Regions from separate parts of the Homo sapiens genome. Here region 2 is linked to region 1. Evidence: read pairs that join two places in POLR2A ChIA-PET (ENCODE). Cell type or tissue: HepG2. All regions are shown on one strand.

The links. Peaks named below come from ENCODE experiments on the same cell type or tissue, not always from the same donor. Only the 100,000 strongest peaks of a DNase experiment are listed, where the experiment ranks them.
Region 2: POLR2A ChIA-PET joins it to region 1 with 35 read pairs; 4 of 35 experiments call an interaction of 5 or more read pairs at or near these places.

What each region holds. Positions count from the first base shown.
Region 1 is chr9:135,990,395-135,998,394 of GRCh38, reverse strand. No RefSeq gene overlaps it. Among named protein-coding and RNA genes, the nearest start is that of UBAC1, 33 kb to the right of the region's middle. RefSeq lists enhancers at 4,759-5,436, 5,417-5,476, 5,437-6,114, 6,792-7,469. In HepG2, a CTCF peak has its summit at 4,158; DNase peaks (open chromatin) are centred at 3,984, 5,234, 5,504, 7,594 and 1 weaker place; H3K4me3 peaks cover 2,988 bases.
Region 2 is chr9:136,089,610-136,097,609 of GRCh38, reverse strand. It overlaps NACC2 (NACC family member 2), which reads left to right and starts at 2,321. Exons shown (of 6, transcript NM_144653.5): 1 at 2,321-2,421. RefSeq lists silencers at 1,859-1,958, 2,279-2,408 and enhancers at 3,614-4,305, 6,385-7,077. In HepG2, CTCF peaks have their summits at 4,785 (motif pointing right) and 7,767 (motif pointing left); a DNase peak (open chromatin) is centred at 3,379; H3K4me3 peaks cover 3,063 bases; H3K27me3 peaks cover 461 bases.

The DNA.
Region 1 (8,000 bases):
AGCTTTGAGGGACTGCTGCGTTGGCTTTAAAACTCAGGCTCCCTCTGATGGGACAGAGAAGGAGACACCTGGAGACCCCCATTACTCCGCCCACAGGTGTGGTCACCCAGGAAGGCCTGGAGAGTCCCAGGAGGTCCCCCACCTGCACAAGGCACCCGCCAAGTTGCTCCGGCTTCTGGGAACACCACGTGAGGGTGCAGGTGGTGGGGCCGGGCCAGGAGCTGGGCGGCAGGGGGCCTGGGGCCTTGGGCAGGCCACCCCTCTCCTCACCCACCTGAAGTAGGCTGAGTATGAATGTCCCTGCCAGCCCTGATGGGCTTCGGGTCTGTCAGGCGCCAGGAACCACAGGGCCGTGGGCATTCACAGCCTCAGGACCACCCCCCGCCTTCTTGTGCTCCCAAGGCAGTGGTCTAAGCAGACCTAGAAATAGCCTAGACGGAGTCGACTCTGGGGTCAGCCTATGTGGAAACTCCAGGGGCCTTCAGTCCCAGGCTGGAGTGTGCAGGAGGAAGAGCCAGCCAGCTCCATGCTGGGCCACAGCCGAGAGGAGCAGCTGGGACTACAGGAACAGAAGGCAACGGCCGGGCCAGCCCCAGCAGAGTAGGGACAGGTGAGGCTCTGGTGGGACTCGATGGGAAATAAATCCCATCACTCTGACCCACTCTGAATACACACCAAGCCCTCCCATCAGATGCAGATGAGCCCAGGGTGTGTGCCCCTCCTGAGTGGGAATGCATCAGTGAGTGGCCAGGCCTAAGCCCTCAGGCCATTTAGCTGTCACTGGGTGGCAGAGAGGACCGCGGTGCGCTCTGCGTTGTGCAGTTTGATGGTGCGTTTGTACCGAGCTCTGCCTGCTAAAACAGCGTTCCCGGAATGGAGAGGACGGCGGGACTCATTGGAATGGAAATCAATTTGATTAGAGAGCAGTCAATTACTGCTAGGACCGCGGCTGTGATCCGGGCGGAGAACCAGCTCCGTAAAAATATGTACAACTTCCTGGGGAAATGCTGCAGAGAGGAGCCTGAGGGGGCGGGGAGGCTGCACGGCTGTGCCCGGGGAGGTGCTGGCCCGGGCCTCGGGCTGGGAGGTGTGGGGTTCCCTGGGGTGCTCCCCATTAGGCCTTGGGGTGTAGCTCAGCTCCTCTCGGCCTCAGTGTTCACCTCTGTAAAATGGGATAATGCCGGTGCCCACCAGCAAGGTATGGGGGCTCAAAGTGGCCATTTTTACAAAGCACACGGCACTGCCTGTGTGTAGGACACCCCGGGAAACGCCTGGTCAGGCGGGCTTTGCTCAGGACAGGCGGAAGCTCAGCTGCCCGACACACACGCTAGGCCCCCTGAAGGGTTTCGCTGAGGGATTCTGTGCCAAAAACTGAGAAAAAGCTGGATCCAAACACCACAATTACCCAAGATGGGCGGGTCGAGTGGAGAGGACCGTGAAGGGCAAGGGGCCTGGGCTTACATCCTGGCCACCCGGAGCCTCAGTCTCCTTCTCTGTATGGGACAATGACCACCTCCCCAGTTGGCAAGGGAGGACCGACCACAGCAGAATCCCATTCTGTTCCTCCTGCGCTGGAAGCCAGAACATGGAGGGCCTGAGCCCACGGCCTGAGCCCCACACAGAGGCTGGTGCTGTTCTGTGCCGCTTCCTCCCTCATGGGCTCTGGTCAGGGACGCAGGCCTCTCTCCGGCCCGACCCTTGTCATGCAACAGAAGCAAATGGTGCCCGTGGAAATGGTGCCCGTGGAAACGGTGCCCGTGGTGTTGCTGTGTGGAGGGTGAGCCAGCAGCACAGAATGGGTCCCGGACCCACCAGGCCACTCGGCCTTCTGTTACAATCACAAGGAGCCCCTGGGCAAAGGCAGTGCCTGGCACGTGATGGCGGGGAGGGAGAAAGGATGGGGACTGGAGATTCGCCCCTTTCTCCCCTTCAGCTGAGTGCCCATGTGCAGTAGCAACCTGCACACATGTGCACAGCGGCCTAGCAGTCGGGAGCCAGGTGAGCCTGAGACCAGGTCCCAGCTCCATGTCCTGGCCGGGGGACTTTCAGAGTCACTTAACTTGTCTAAGATTTTGTAAAACAGGGTAACGATTGCCATCTTACCAATGTGTCACGGAAACTGGAAACCAGGCGTCCATTCAGTATTTACTGAGAAGCTACTGTGAGCCCCGAGCTCCGTGGCTGGTATGTTGCAGATGCCCCACACAGGACCTCCACTTTTCATGGTTTCCACGGGCCGAGCCAAGAACGAAGCGTCCACCTGGAGCATCAGGACAGACCAGCTGCTGCAACGATGAGACAGGCGTGACCGCCCAGCATGGGCTTGCGACGGCTCAGCAGAGCCTCAGGGCCAGAAGTGCCCTCAGCCGTTCCATCGGAGTCCCTTTGGTTCTGTTCAGTTCCACAGCTCACCTGGCGTCAGCATGTACAGATGGTGGAACAGGCCTGGGGCTTCCTGCAAAGGCCAGGCTCGTGGGTCACCATGGCGACAGAGCCGTGGTGCGCACCCTCGGCGAAGCCGACCCCATCCTCTCCCTCTGGCTTCCTCGTGCTGCCGAGAGATGATGATTCCCATTAGCAGACGGGAACATCGTGGCTTCCAGAGGCTCACAATCTTATGGTCAGAGAGGAGGTCAAATGGCGCAGTCACACCCAGCAGAAACGGGTCTTAAAAAGTTAAACACAGGACGCGGTGGCTCACACCTGTAATCCCAGCACTTTGGGAGGCCGGGGCGGGCGGATCACAAGGTCAGGGTGAAACCCTGTCTCTACTAAAAATACAAAAAATTAGCCGGGCGTGGTGGCGGGCGCCTGTAGTCCCACCTACTCGGGAGGCTGAGGGAGGAGAATGGCGTGAACCCGGGAGGCGGAGCTTGCGGTGAGCGGAGATGGTGCTGCTGAACTCCAGCGTGGGCGACAGAGTGAGACTCCGTCTCAAAAAAAAAAAAAAAAAAAAAAAAGTTAAACACAGAATCACCACGTGACCCGGCCGCTCCCTCCTGGCACAACGTGTGCACGAATGTTCACAGCCACGAGCGCGGATGACCCTTGGAAAGACTCTGCTAGGAGTGCAGCACACCAACATGGAACACGTATATATACGTAACAAACCTGCACGTTGTGCCCATGTACGCTAGAACTTCAAGTATAATAATAATAAAAAAGAAAAGGAAAGAAAAAAAAAGAAAAAGAAAAAAGACTCTGCTAAGTGAGGGAAGGCGCGTGTACCCAACTCCATCGATATGAAAGGCCCCGAGCAGGCAACTCTGTGGAGACAGACGGTGGAGGGGGGTGGCCAGGACCTGGGGGTGGCGGCCAGGGAGGTGTGGGGGTGGCTGCTGAATGGGGTCGGGGTTTCCTTTGTGGGAGAAGGTTCTGGAACTAGATAATGGTGTTAGTTGCACAATAGTGTTATGAATGTACTTAATGCCACTGAACTGTACACTTTGCACTGGTTAAAATGGTCACGTGTTTTGTGTATTTTACCACAATTTTTAAAAAGCTAAAAAAAACAACCACCTCACAGCTAGTGAGTGGTGGAGCTGAGATGGGAATCTGAATCAGGTCGTGCAGCTGTGCCCTCCCGCCACTGTCCTGTGTGAGGACCTGGTGTTGTGGGGGGCTCAGCCGGGCCGGGTGCCCTCACAGGGCTGGCCGTGAGTGGGGTCTGGGGGGCTCAGCTGGGCTTGCACGTGAGCAGGTGGGTGGTGGCTCCTTGCACAGTTGCGTCCCCAGCGGCCGGGGCACAGGGATGAGAGGTGGAGACGTGGCTCTGCCCCCAATGCATTCGCCTCTGTGGTGAAGACGCTCTGGGGGCAACACTGGCCCCTCCAAGGGCTCTAACTTCATCCTGCAGAGGATGGCATGGTGAAGGGTTGGCCTGGACTGGGAGTCCCACCCATGGGACGTTATTGGTCACAGGGAGGAGCTGGGGTGACGGGGGCTGGCCCAAGGCCAGGGGCTCCCTGGTGGAGGAGGGGCTGTCCCTGGGTACTCTGGCCCCAGGCAGGGCCGCCTGCCCTCCCTTCCAAGCCAGGGGTGGTTTTGGCCAGGGCTGGCGGCTCAGAGTCCAGGGTCCAGGGTGGGTGGCCTCTGCAGAGACAGCCATAGGTACCAGTGAGTTCACAGGAAAGGAACCCCAGGGGGTCACCTAGCGGCCCGGCTCCCGTCACATCAGGGAGGAGGCAGAGGGCAGTGGTCAGGGCAGCAGGGGAAGTCTTCGTGCTGGAGATGGCCAGGAGCAGGCTCTGCAGGGTGTCCAGGACACAAGAGGGAAGGGCGGGCAGGCAGCGGCATGGCCCGAACCCAGGCGCGATGCTCAGAGCCCAGGCCTACCAGAGCCCCACCGGGAAGGGAGGAGGGCCAGGCAGCCACAGAGCTCCTGCAGCCTTGAAGGCTGGGTCAGGAGCAGACACCTCTCCCGCCTGGCTCTGCAGTGCCTGGGTCACTGGTGCCCTCGGAGAGCCGGCCAGGCCAGGCAGACCCGCAGCAGCAGTAGTGGCGCGCGCCGCTCCCGGGACCGCGCTTTTCCGCTGCCGCACTGAGTTATGTGCTGGCTGCTTTTGTATTTAGAGAGTGGAGCAGATGGTGGGTGCAGTAACACTTTAAATTAAGGATTCCAAATACACATTAAATTTAGATTTAATAAGACAGTTATTGTATGGAAATTCAGGCCCGCCGATTATTTTGAATATTGGAGTCTGATCACCTACAGCTCCGATGGCTGCGATTTCCACTGAAGGCGTGTGGCAGCTTGTCTACCCAAAGCCCCCGAGGCCCACACCCTCAAGCTCCAGAGCCTGCCCCTCCGTTCCTTCCTCAGGGCCCAGGAGGCCAGTGAGGGGCAGGACATCACAGTGGCTCCTGCGGGGTGAGCCCCCCACGGCCGGGAGCTGTCCTCGGCGGCCTGGCAGATGCCCTGGAATCCACCCGTTTTGTCCATTTTGCAGGAAAGGAAACCAAGGCTCAGAGGGGAGAAGCCATGTGGCCCAGGCCACTCTTACAGGACCGGGCTGGGAGAGGGGACACCCATCTGCAGGGCAGAGGCTGGCCCGGGAGGGGAGCCTGCTGCCGCTGGACATCCTGGGCCTCAAGGACAACCTTGAGGCCTAAATCCCCAGCCTGTCCTGGCTGGTCGGGGCTTCTTCCGTCTCTCCCAGGAGAAAAGCCTCGCTGAGCGAGGGCAGTGGGGAAAGGGGGCGGGGGCACTTCCCGGCCACAGCCCCTCCCCCAGCAGCAGCCTCCCTGTGCTCCTGGTGGGTGGAGCAGCCTCGGGAAGGGGGATTCTGGGAGCTGGCCAGCCCCCACTCCCCGCAGGCCAGCCCATCTCAGCCCCCACAGCCCCAACTTCCCCTCAAACCAGGGGCGGGAAGCTGCTAAGTGCTCAGACGATTTCTTATGGCCACGATAAATCTGGTCTTTTTGTCCCTCCAGAAAAAGAAGGGGGGCAGTCAAGTCTCCACACCGGACGAAGCCTGAGCCCTCGCAACTGCCGGCAGAGCCACGCCCGCCCGGCCACAGTTCCTGTAACCGGCAGCTGCACTGTTTGTAATCACTGCTTGGCAGACATTTATCATCCGCTCCGGGGAGCAGAGAGGCCTCAGTGCAGGCGGGTGGCCTGGCCGAGGGCTGGGCTGCCCCGGGAGCCGCATGGCCTCTCTGTGCCTAGCCTAAGGCCCTGCAGGTGCCCAGCAAGGCAGGAGCACCCCTAGCCTGGGCAGGAGGCTGGGATGCTGGAAGTGTCAGGGGCCTTCAGAGCGTCTAGCCAGGGGCCACCTGCCACCTGGGAGCCGGGCCAACCAAGGTAAAGCCCTGCCTTCCTCCAGGAAGGGGGCCCTGGCGTGGGGCCAGGCTCAGCGCTTTCCTCTGCCCCTCTTTGTCACCTCCAAGAAAGGACCTTGGGATGAAAGAGCCGGGAGATCCCAGAGGGAGGTGGCTGCCCTAGGTGGGAACATCAGGACCCCCAGGGCAGGGGTGAGCCGTGGCAGGGGTCTTCCCTGTGGCCAGTTGAGCTCCAAGGGTCTGTCCCTCACCCTCTGGGTAGGGTGGCCAGAGGGAATACATAAGAATACTTAACACCCAGTGAAATTCTCATTTCATACTAACAACAAATCAATCTCTAGTGTATGACCCATCCAATTTGGGGGCATATTTCTATTTTAAAAATTCATTGTTTATTTAAAATAGAAACTTAGGTGGGTGTTCTGTTCTTTTCTGGTGAGCTTCCCTTACCCCATGGGGTCTCCCCTTGCTCAAGACCCCCAGCTCTGTTCCCCGCCAGACCCCGCTCCATCCTGTCTGGTCCTCTGCCGGGTCTCTGCCATGTGGTCTTGGCCACCCCGACCCCTGTGCCGAGAACACCTTCCCTTTTGTCGTGGCCGCCCCAGCAGGGAGCCTCTTCGGACAGGGCGAGTGGTGCCTCTTGTTCACGTGACAGCGCACTCACAACTCCAGCAACGTCCTTGTTCACAGCCCTCGTCCTGGTTTTCCAAGAACCCGTGTTTGTATTTTATTTTTCCAGACCGGTCTTACTCTGTCGCCAGGCTGGAGTGCAGTGGCTTGTGCAGTGCAGCTCACTGCAATCTCCATCTCCGGGACTCAAGCGATTCTCCCACCTCAGCCTCCTAAGTAGCTGAGACCACAAGTGTGCACCACCACACCTGGCCAATTTTTTTTTTTTAATTTTTGGTAGAGATGGGGGGTCTCACTATGTTTCCCGGGCTGGTCTCGAACACCTGAGCTCAAGCAATCTGCCCACCTCAGCCTCCCAAAGCGCTGGGATTACAGGCGTGAGCCACCATGGCCTGAACTCGTATGTTTAGATCGGTGTCCCCCACTTACTTTGCACACAGGGGCTCAGGACTGTGTCTGCCCTGCCGTCCCCCTGGGTTGGGCATCAGGCTGCCCCTGCTCCCCTGCCCATCACAGCCCAAGGGCTGGATGCCACTGGCTCTCAGAGCCTCCATTTCCTGGTTCCTAAAGGGGGAGGGCAGTGCTGGCCTGAAAACTTGGCTTCTGGTGACAGTGGCAGGAGCCACCTCTGCCTGCTTTTCTCAGGGAACGGTGGGCAGCCCATGGAATCACGGGAGAGACAGGAGAAGGAGGCCCAGAACGCCCAGAACAGAGGGACCTGCATGGCCAGACCCTGCCAGACTCACGGGCGCAGGCCACCAGGGAGGTTGGGCCCAAGCCCTGGGAGGTGCCAGTGGCCCTGCCTCTACCCCAGGTAGATCCCAGGGGTGAGGTCTGTGCCCTGCCATGGGGAGCCTGGGGAAGCTGCTGGGGCCTCTGCCTCCAGCTAGAGGCACACGGCAGAGAGGGCCCCACATATAGGGGCACCCTGAAAATGGCAGGATGAGGGAGGAGGGTAGGGGTCTGCACACGGCATCTCTGGGTTCTTGGGGATATCAAACAGGATGGGGCTGTGATGTGACTGTCTGACTTCAAGACAGGGGAGAGGAGAGGAGAGATGGGGAGAGAGGGGAAGGAAAGGGCGGGAAGTGAGGGGTTAAAGAGGGGTGTGGAGAGGGGAGGGAAAGGGCGGGAGGGGAGGGGAGAGGGGAGGGAAAGGGCGGGAGGGGAGGGGTTAAAGGGGGGCGTGGAGAGGGGAGGGAAAGGGCAGGAGGGGAGGGGTTAAAGGGGGGCGTGGAGAGGGGAGGGCTGGGGAGGGCAGGTCGGGGAGCTGCTGCACCTGCAGAGGCCAGAGGCCGCAAGGCTGGCTCTCTGCTCCCTGTGTGACCCTCTGAGGTGCCCGGGGGGCGCCGTCTGCTCCACGAAGCAGCTCCATGCATGCTTTGTGCATGTGCTTCCTGAATTAAAAAACAGTAACAGTGACAAATGGCAACGCCACCACAGCAAGCCTGCCCCGTCTCTGCCTGCAGATGCTCCCACAGCTCCTGGGGAAGGAATTTACCCAAAACGGACAGGGCGGGTTCTGCCCACCTCAGCCCTGCAGCGCACCTGGGATAACAGACAGAGAAGGGGCCTCCCATCACAGGGGT
Region 2 (8,000 bases), 99 kb before region 1:
GGAGGAGATGCGGAGGATGCACCCGGGGTGAGCCCCACTCAGCCCAGGCCCTGCTGGGGACCCCTGAGTGAGCCCCAGGCTAAGCTGTAAAACGGGAATAAGGCTGGGCGCAGTGGCTCACACCTGTGATCCCAGCACTTCGGGAGGTTGAGGCAGGTGGATCACCTGAGGTCAGGAGTTCAAGACCAGCCTGCCTAACATGGTGAAACCCCGTCTCTACTAAAAATACAAAAATTAGCTGGGCGTGGTGGCACGTGCCGATAATGCCAGCTACTCGGGAGGCTGAGGCAGGAGAATCGCTTGAACCCGGGAGGCAGAGGTTACAGTGAGCTGAGATCGCGCCACTGCACCCCAGCCTGGGCAACAGTGTGAGACTCGGACTCAAAAAAAAAAAAAAAAAAAGGAATAAACAGAGCTCACCTCATGGTACTGTTGTGAACGTTAAATGCGGTAAGGTGTACATACTCAGTAGCACGGGCCTGGAATTCAGTAGGGATGCAGGGTTTGCTTTAAAAGGTGCAAATATATGTTGGTGTACATACGTATAGGCACACAGAAATTGGGGAATTGATTTCTGCTTATCCGCTATCTTCTAAACACTTTTCAATGCTTTCCAAATATCCTTCACTAAGGAAGAATGTCTTTAATATTTAGAAAATAAAAGTGATTAAAACAATCATTCCCATCCCTGGAGGGCCACGGGTCCTAGTGGGTAGCCCCTTGAGGCCTGCCCCAGGGCTGGAAGCAGCTCCAGGCATCTGTCTCTGGGATTCACGATTCTCAGGGGCTTGGGGTAGCTATGCTCACTGAGAGATCCTGCAGAGATTGTAAAGTCAGGCCTAGGAAGCACCAGAACCCTGAGGCTGCTGAGCTCATGCCCTGGGTGTAGGAGGCACTCAGAACCCTCCTACCCCACCTCCTTCCCACAGTAGACTGCGGGGCGGGTTTGGAAGTGGCAGTGGTGGGGGGAGGGGGGTTGGGGTGTGGGACCTGGGACTGCATTTAGGTCTAGATGGGACTCTGTGGGGAGAGCCCAGAGTCCCTGCGGGGTTCCATACTCACCCCCATACAAGGCAAGCCAGGGAGTGAAGTGTGTGTGTGTGTGTGTGTGTGTGTTCTGGACGCAGAGCTGAATAGAACCTAAAGTTGGGGTCAAGGGCCAGTCTGTGGCCAAGATCAAGGGCCTAGCTTGAGGTTGGGGTGACAAGAACCTGGCCAAGCTTCTGATGATTTGTCCAGGGAATGACCTTGGCTGACTGTGCCAGAAGGGCTGTAGCCCCAGGTTTCTGATCCCCAGAGCCCCAAAGGCGTTCTCTGGGATGCTGGTGGCCATCTCCTTCTCAACCCTTCTCCCAGCGCCCTCGCTCGGGACCACTGAGGCGGTATCACTCCATTCTCCTGCAAGGACCCTTGAGCGTGCTGTGGGAGTGAGGCTGGCTTAGCCTCTGAGGACCACTGCAGCCTGTCCTGACCTCAGGCCCCAGGTTAGGGGGCAGCTGAGGAGGGGTCTCTGGGTCTTTCCGGGTGTGTGGCCGTTTTATTTCCGTGCCCTTGTTTTAAAACTGCACCTCTGTCCTCAGGAGCGTGGCCTTGGGCAGATGGAGAGCTGCGTGGCCGGTGCCGGAATGACTGTCAACGCCCCAGTGCGCCCGGATCACACCAGGCCTGAAGGCAGCGCCAGGCCCAGTCCAGGCAGCTTGCAGTTCCCGGGCCGCAGGGACGGGCGCCGGAGCCCCGCAGACGTTCGCCCAAGGGCGCTCCCGTATCCTCGTCTTTCACGGCCCGCCTGAGCGTCCAGGGCGGCTGCGGATGCGCGCACTTCCCCCGCCCGGATCCCGGAGGCTGCACCGTGCGGACGCGACTGCCGCGGGCAGGGCGCGCGCCGGGGGCGGGGTAGGGGGGCCCGGGGGCTCTCCCGGGCTTAGCGAGTCCGGCCGAGGCCGGGGCCCGGGGAGGGCGGAGGGCGGCGCTCCAGGTCCTTTCCCGACCCGGCCGCCGAGCTCCGTCCTCTGCGCCGCGGCGTCCGGCTCCCGCCGGGTGTCCCGCGCAGGGTCGACCGCCGGCAGCTCCGGAAGGAGGACGCGCGAGGGGCGAGGAGCTGCCGCCTCCCCTCCCCAGCGCTCGGGGTTCCCCACGCCCCGCCGGCCCCCACTGGGGACCCTCCCGGCCCCCGGACCCCAGCCCCGACCCCGGGAGCCCACCTGGCTGCCAGTGCGCGCGCGCGCGCGGCCGGCGCGCTGTCCCTTTAACGGCCCGCGGGCACCTCCCCCGCCGCCGCCCCGCCCCCGCCGCGGTGCGGCCGCCGGTGCTGGGCGAGGTCGGAGAAAGTCCATGGGAGCCGGAGCGCCGGGACGCCAAGCACTTCCTGCCGCGGGCGGCGCGCCGCAGCTGCCCAGGCCGGACCGGGCCGGGCGCCCGCAGGTACCGCCAACTTGGCGCGCGCGGCCGCCCCCGGGTTACGCCGCCGGGCGGGGTCGTCCCACGGGCCGGGCCCGCACTTCCCGCAAACTCCGCGGCCGCCCAACTTGGCGCGAGCCCCCTGCCGCAGTGCCGGCCGCGCGGGGCGGGTGCGGCCGAGTTCCGCGCCGGCCCGGGCGTGCGCGCGGGAACCGGCCTCGGGAGCCCGCGGAGGGGGGCCGGGCGGGGCCGGGGGGTCCCGGCGGAGGCGCCCGCGACCCCGGGCCGGGACGCCGCGCCGCGCGTTCGGGGAGACCCCGGCTCCGGGCGTCCCGGGGCGCTCCCCGCCGCCTGCTGGGTTTCCCTGGATTTCTGGGGACCCGCGCGGCCTCCCCAGGGACCCGACTGGCCGATCCAGCCCTCCGGGTGGGGAAGCCGGGGCAGGACTGGCCCGGGGCCAGGGCGGAGGTACCCACCCCTCCCGGCGCATCTGCGCAGCTGCCTGGCCCAGCCGGGCCCGCGCCTCGCCCTCCCGGTCCAGGTGGGCCCGTTCGTGGGTCGTCACCGCCTCCCGCGCCTCCCCCACTCGGGCCCCAGCCTGGGGAGAAACTGGGGTCCGGCCGCAGGGGGAGGGGGCTCTGCCTCTTGCCAGCTTCTGTGCCTCTGCGGAGCTGAGGTCGGGGGGCCCCAGCTCCTTCTCTAAGAAACTCAGCGGAGCCCGGGGCCCGCCGCGCACCCCGCACGGCCAGGGCGGACCGAGGCCTTCCGACGGAGTTTCCTGCTTCTCTTGCTGGGATCGTGTGGGGTCGGAGGTCAGAGGTCACCTCCCAGCCCCTCTGCCAGGCTCTGGGGGAAGTTTGGTCTTGGACTCTCGTCGTGGAGCCGCTTAAACCTGTGGGTCTGAAGGCCGCGAGGCCGGGTCCCTGGAGTTGGCCTCCCAGGCCGTTCCACTCCCTCCCCCAACCCCCGCGCGGGGCCTCCGGATTGGAGGTGTTTCACCCACGTGCTGGTGGGCCCGTCTCCCTGGGCCGCTGGGTGCCCTGAGCTGTGTTCTCTGCTGCGCGTTCCTTCCTGTGTGTGGCGGGGGTGCTGACCCGGGGGTGCCCAAGGCAGCCCGGACTCCCATCCCGTGGAGCTGCCTCCGGGAGCGCGTGCACCTTGGTGTTCCCGCCCGCCAGCGCGGCCGCACTCTCCTGCCAGAGTCCGTGTCCCTCCAGGTCGCCCCTTCTTCTCACCCACCCCTCTTTTCGTCTGGCAGGCTCCTGACCTCCTTCCCTCCTGTTCTCCAGTGGGACACTCAGCTCAGCATTCTGCAGGGTGTTTTAGCCTGTAGCACCCCCCAGCAGGGGCGCCTAGAGTTAGGTCAGGGTTCAGGCAGCCCCCGCCCCACCCGCCACCTCTCAGCCACCCACCCCTTCTTCTCCCGGCCACCGTTGGAGCACCCCTCTGGTCCTCTGTGGGGCCTTTCCCAGCCCCTCCCTTAAAGAGGCCTCTTGGCGTTTTCCCCTGGGGTCACTGTTGGGTGGTAGCTGGGCCAGAGTCCAAGGGGAGGAAATAAAAGGAGCTGCCACCCAAGGTGGTGGCCCCCTGTCCTTTCGGCAAAGCCACTTGGAATGGGCACAGAGAGTGGAACAAGATATCACTTGTCACTTCTTAGTGGCCAGGGATCCTTTCGCAGTGGTCACACCCAGGGCTCGATGGTGCTGGCCCTGGCCTGGCGGGAAGGCGGGGAGGAGCCACCCGGGAGATCTCCTGCTGGGAGCAGTGGGAGCTGGGCTGCTACAGGCTGCGAGAACAGGCTCTGTTCTTTACCACCGGCTGCTGGAAGGGTTCGCAGGGCTGCTCTGCCCTGGGCAGGGGGCTAGTGGTGACTTTTAAAAAATTCTTCAATCCTCCCTTTGTTTTCCAATTAAAGCATGAGGCTGCATTATTCATGAAACAACAGTGACGATCTTGGTGCTGAGCGGTTCTTCCAGGCCTGCACTCCTCTTGGCCTCTGCCTCCGGAGTCCTGCTTTCCTGGTTTGTGGGCAGTGTGGTCTCCCAGGCCCGAGGGATGGAATGGGGAACCAAGGTGTTGTCCTTTTCGGGATGTTGAGTTCCCAAGGTTCCACCTTGTGCCCCTTCCTCTGAGGTCTGTGCCTCTGACCTGTGTCCCTGGAACGCACAGGGCACCGAGTGCCCAGTGGCCCCAGCCACCGTCAGTGGGGCAGAGCCCATGTTCCTTCCTCAGCCAGCCCTGTTCTAGCCACCTCCACACACTGTCCCCAGGCTGCCTCTCTGCATCTCACAGCCCCTTGGGGTCACTCCATCCCCTTTGCAGGGTCACGCAGTGGGTTCCGAGATCCAGTTGGACTGTGGCCGGTGGGATGAGGGTCGGAGTCCACAGGGGGGCAGCAGGTGGCACCCCTTACCCCAGGATACACCAGCATGTTTCTCCGGAGAACCAAGGCCTTCTACAGACCCCAGTGTAACGAACACATTTGGGAACTTGACTATGGGGCCCCCTGACTCTGCTGCTCCTCCGGCCCAGTCCACCTTCACCTTGGTAGCACATGTCCCTGCCTCAGTGGCCCAGGCTGACCAGCCTCCCATTGTGGTTCTGAGGACAAGGTAGGCCACCTTCCACTTCAGGGTGACATTTCTGGCCTGGGCTGAGGAAACCTGGGGCTGGGCTTCCAGGCGTGGCTCGAAGGAGAAGCAAAGCCCTGTGGTGTGAGGCCGTGGAGCGCCCTCCAAGGCAGGAGAGAAGTAGCGCTAGCCCGTCTGGACGCTGGACCTGAGCCGCCGTCTGATGCATGTGGGCAGGTGCGGGAGTTTGTGAGGTCTGACTGGGTCTGGTCTCACTGGGGGCTGATGAGGGGTCTTGGGAACCTGTGTAGAGCTGGCTCACTGGGGCCTCTCACCCCATCTCCGGTCAGGCTCCCCGGCGGTGAGTGTCTGCAGACCCAGCTCCCTGGGTCCTGGGCCTTCCCCGAAGTGCCCTCTCCCCAGCATTTCGTTCCTTTCCTGGCACCCTCTCTGGGCACGCCCTTGGTCCTCCCAGAGGTGGGCAGTCGGGCCTTGGGTGGGGGAGCTTGGCCAGCGTTTCTCTACTCTTGTCTCCCCACTGGGCCCCAGTTCAGAGCTGTGTGTGGCCCCCACACCGGCCTCCCTGAGGCGCCCCCTAATCCCCAGGTGGATCTCGTTTCCCTTTCAGCCTGTCCAGAGTCACAGAGGAGATGTGACTGGAAGGTTGTTTGGGCCTTGGCTGTGGGGGCCGGGGAGCGAGGTTACCCAGGCCAGGGGCTGCTGCTCCACGCCTGCCTCCGCCTCTGTTGCGGGGCAGGGATCCTGGTGACCTCTGTTTTTTTGTTTGTTGTTGTTGTTGGTTTTTTTTTTAAGCAAATCCTTGCTCTCACCAGCCCTGGCTCTTGGTGAGATGAGATCATTTGTAAAATATGCCTCCTGGCTGGCTGGGGCTCCTTACTGTGTCACCTGCAGCTGCCCATTTGCTGGGAGCCCTAGCTCCCTCAGCTGTGGCCTTCCTGCGTTTGCTGTTTACGGTTTGGGTTTTGGAAGCACACACCCTTGTATAGGGTCTCAGCAGAGCGCAGTGGGCAGGCGTGAAGGCATCTGTCTGGAAGTATTGGTTGCTTGTCATTTGGGGACATGAACTCCGGGACCGGCACTCACCCCTGTCCACACAGGGGATCAGCCTGGGAGCTAGTCTGAGTAGGGGAGGGCATTTGGGACCCTGACCCAGGGCTCCTGGGGCCCCACCACATCCCCAGTGTCTGCTTGCTGGGCCTGGGTCCTCACTGGAGCACTTGGCAGCCAGAACCCTGGGCTCAGGTCTCCTGGGAGAACGCCCAGCCCAGGCTGTGTGACCTTGAGTGAGGAACCCGTCCTCCCTGAGGCCGTCCTGCTACAGAGTAGCATCCTCTGCCTCCTCCGAGGAGCTGGAGGCTGAATGTGGGCAGCCCGGCCTTTCTGCCTTCATGCCGGCTGGGGCTGGCCTGGGGGCTGTTGGGCCAGTGAAGCCACTGAATCCCATGTAAGGCTCACTACCCTTTAAGAGGAGGCCGCCATGGAGTCTCCCGGGAGAACAAGAGGCAGGCTTTTCTCCAGAGGTTGTTTGCAGGGACCCACAGGGAGGAGAGGCTGGCTCCGGGTCTCTCTAAAGGAATCTCCCCTCCCCCAGTGCGGGGCCCTGGCATCCAGGAGGGCACAGGGCCATGGGCGGCCGCGAGCTCCTGGGCCCGCCCAGCTCCTGCCCCTGTGCCTGGGAAGCAGGCAGGGCTGGGGGCGGGGAACAGAGGGGCCTGAAAGTGCCCATATATAGTCACTGGGGTGAACGGCAAAGCCATGCTGCAGAGATGCCTCCCAAGCCCAGGGCTGGCCGGCCCCAGCTCAGCCACCGGGGCCCCGAGGGCAGCCCGGCCCTGGGCTGGGGGTGGCCTCCCTGGTAGTCTGTGAAGGGGTAGAGCATCAGCCTCCGCATAGTCATGCCTCAAGAAATGTTTGTTGATTGAAAATAAAAGTCCCCCCAGCCCTCCATAGTCAGGCTTGAGGACATTTCAGGAGCTGATGTTGGAATCTGGAGGCTGGAATCCGGGCTGTGCTGTTGGCCAGAGCTGCCTGGGGTCCCTCATGGAGGGCGTTGGGAGCTGGGTGCCTGCTGAGGGAAGACTTGCTAGCAACCCAGCCCCCACCCCACAAAATGCTAGTGCCCCCCTCTTTACAGGGACACTTCAGATGCTCCCTCCCCACCCCTACTGTCCTGGGGCTTCCGCCCAGTGGGCTGGTGTTTTCTGGAGGAGTTACCTTCTCACTCCTGGGCACTGCCTAGAGTCAGGGGGCAGCTGTGGGCCTTCCTTGGTTCTTCTGCGGCGGTCTTGGAGGGAGTCAGCGTTGGCCCTGCCTTTGGATCGGAGCAGAAGGAAGTTGTCCCACATCTTCCTCCTCCCAGGGACCCCTGAGGCATCCCCTCTGGCCAGGGCCCCCACCCAGGCCCTGGGCATCTGCCTCGGGGGCTGTGCCCATCTCCCTTCTACCACCCAGCTGGTGTCTGTGCCAAGAAAGGGGAAGTACCATCTTTGCTGAATTCTTGACTTTTGTGCTGTTAAAAAATCAGCTTTAACAGAGTTTTGCTCATTTAATTTCATTTCCATTGCACAGCTAAGCGCCTTTGTTAAATTTTGTATATTGATACTTTTTGTTGTCAGCAGTTTATTCTTTTTTTTTTTGGATATAAATCCATTAGGGTGAGAGAAGATTAAAAAGATACATTACAATTAAAATGTTAATGAAATCCGTATCACACAACTTTTGAAACCCTTTAGGCATTAATCTTGCCTGTGTCATGTCCATTAACTTTGGCTATTCTTATTCCACACTGACCCCTGCTGAGAGATTTGTGCTATAATTGGATTTTTTTTTAATAAAAAAGAAAAAAAAAAAGCTTTTAAGAAAATAGAGGTTGAGTGGTCGGCCGTGGCTCCTAAATGAAGAGGGAAAGTAGAAGAACATGACTCACTCTGTTGGGGCTGGGGTCCCCCATTCTGAATGGGGACAGGGGTCACCCAGGGCCTCCCCCAACTGTGGATGTGCCAAGTGGTGTAG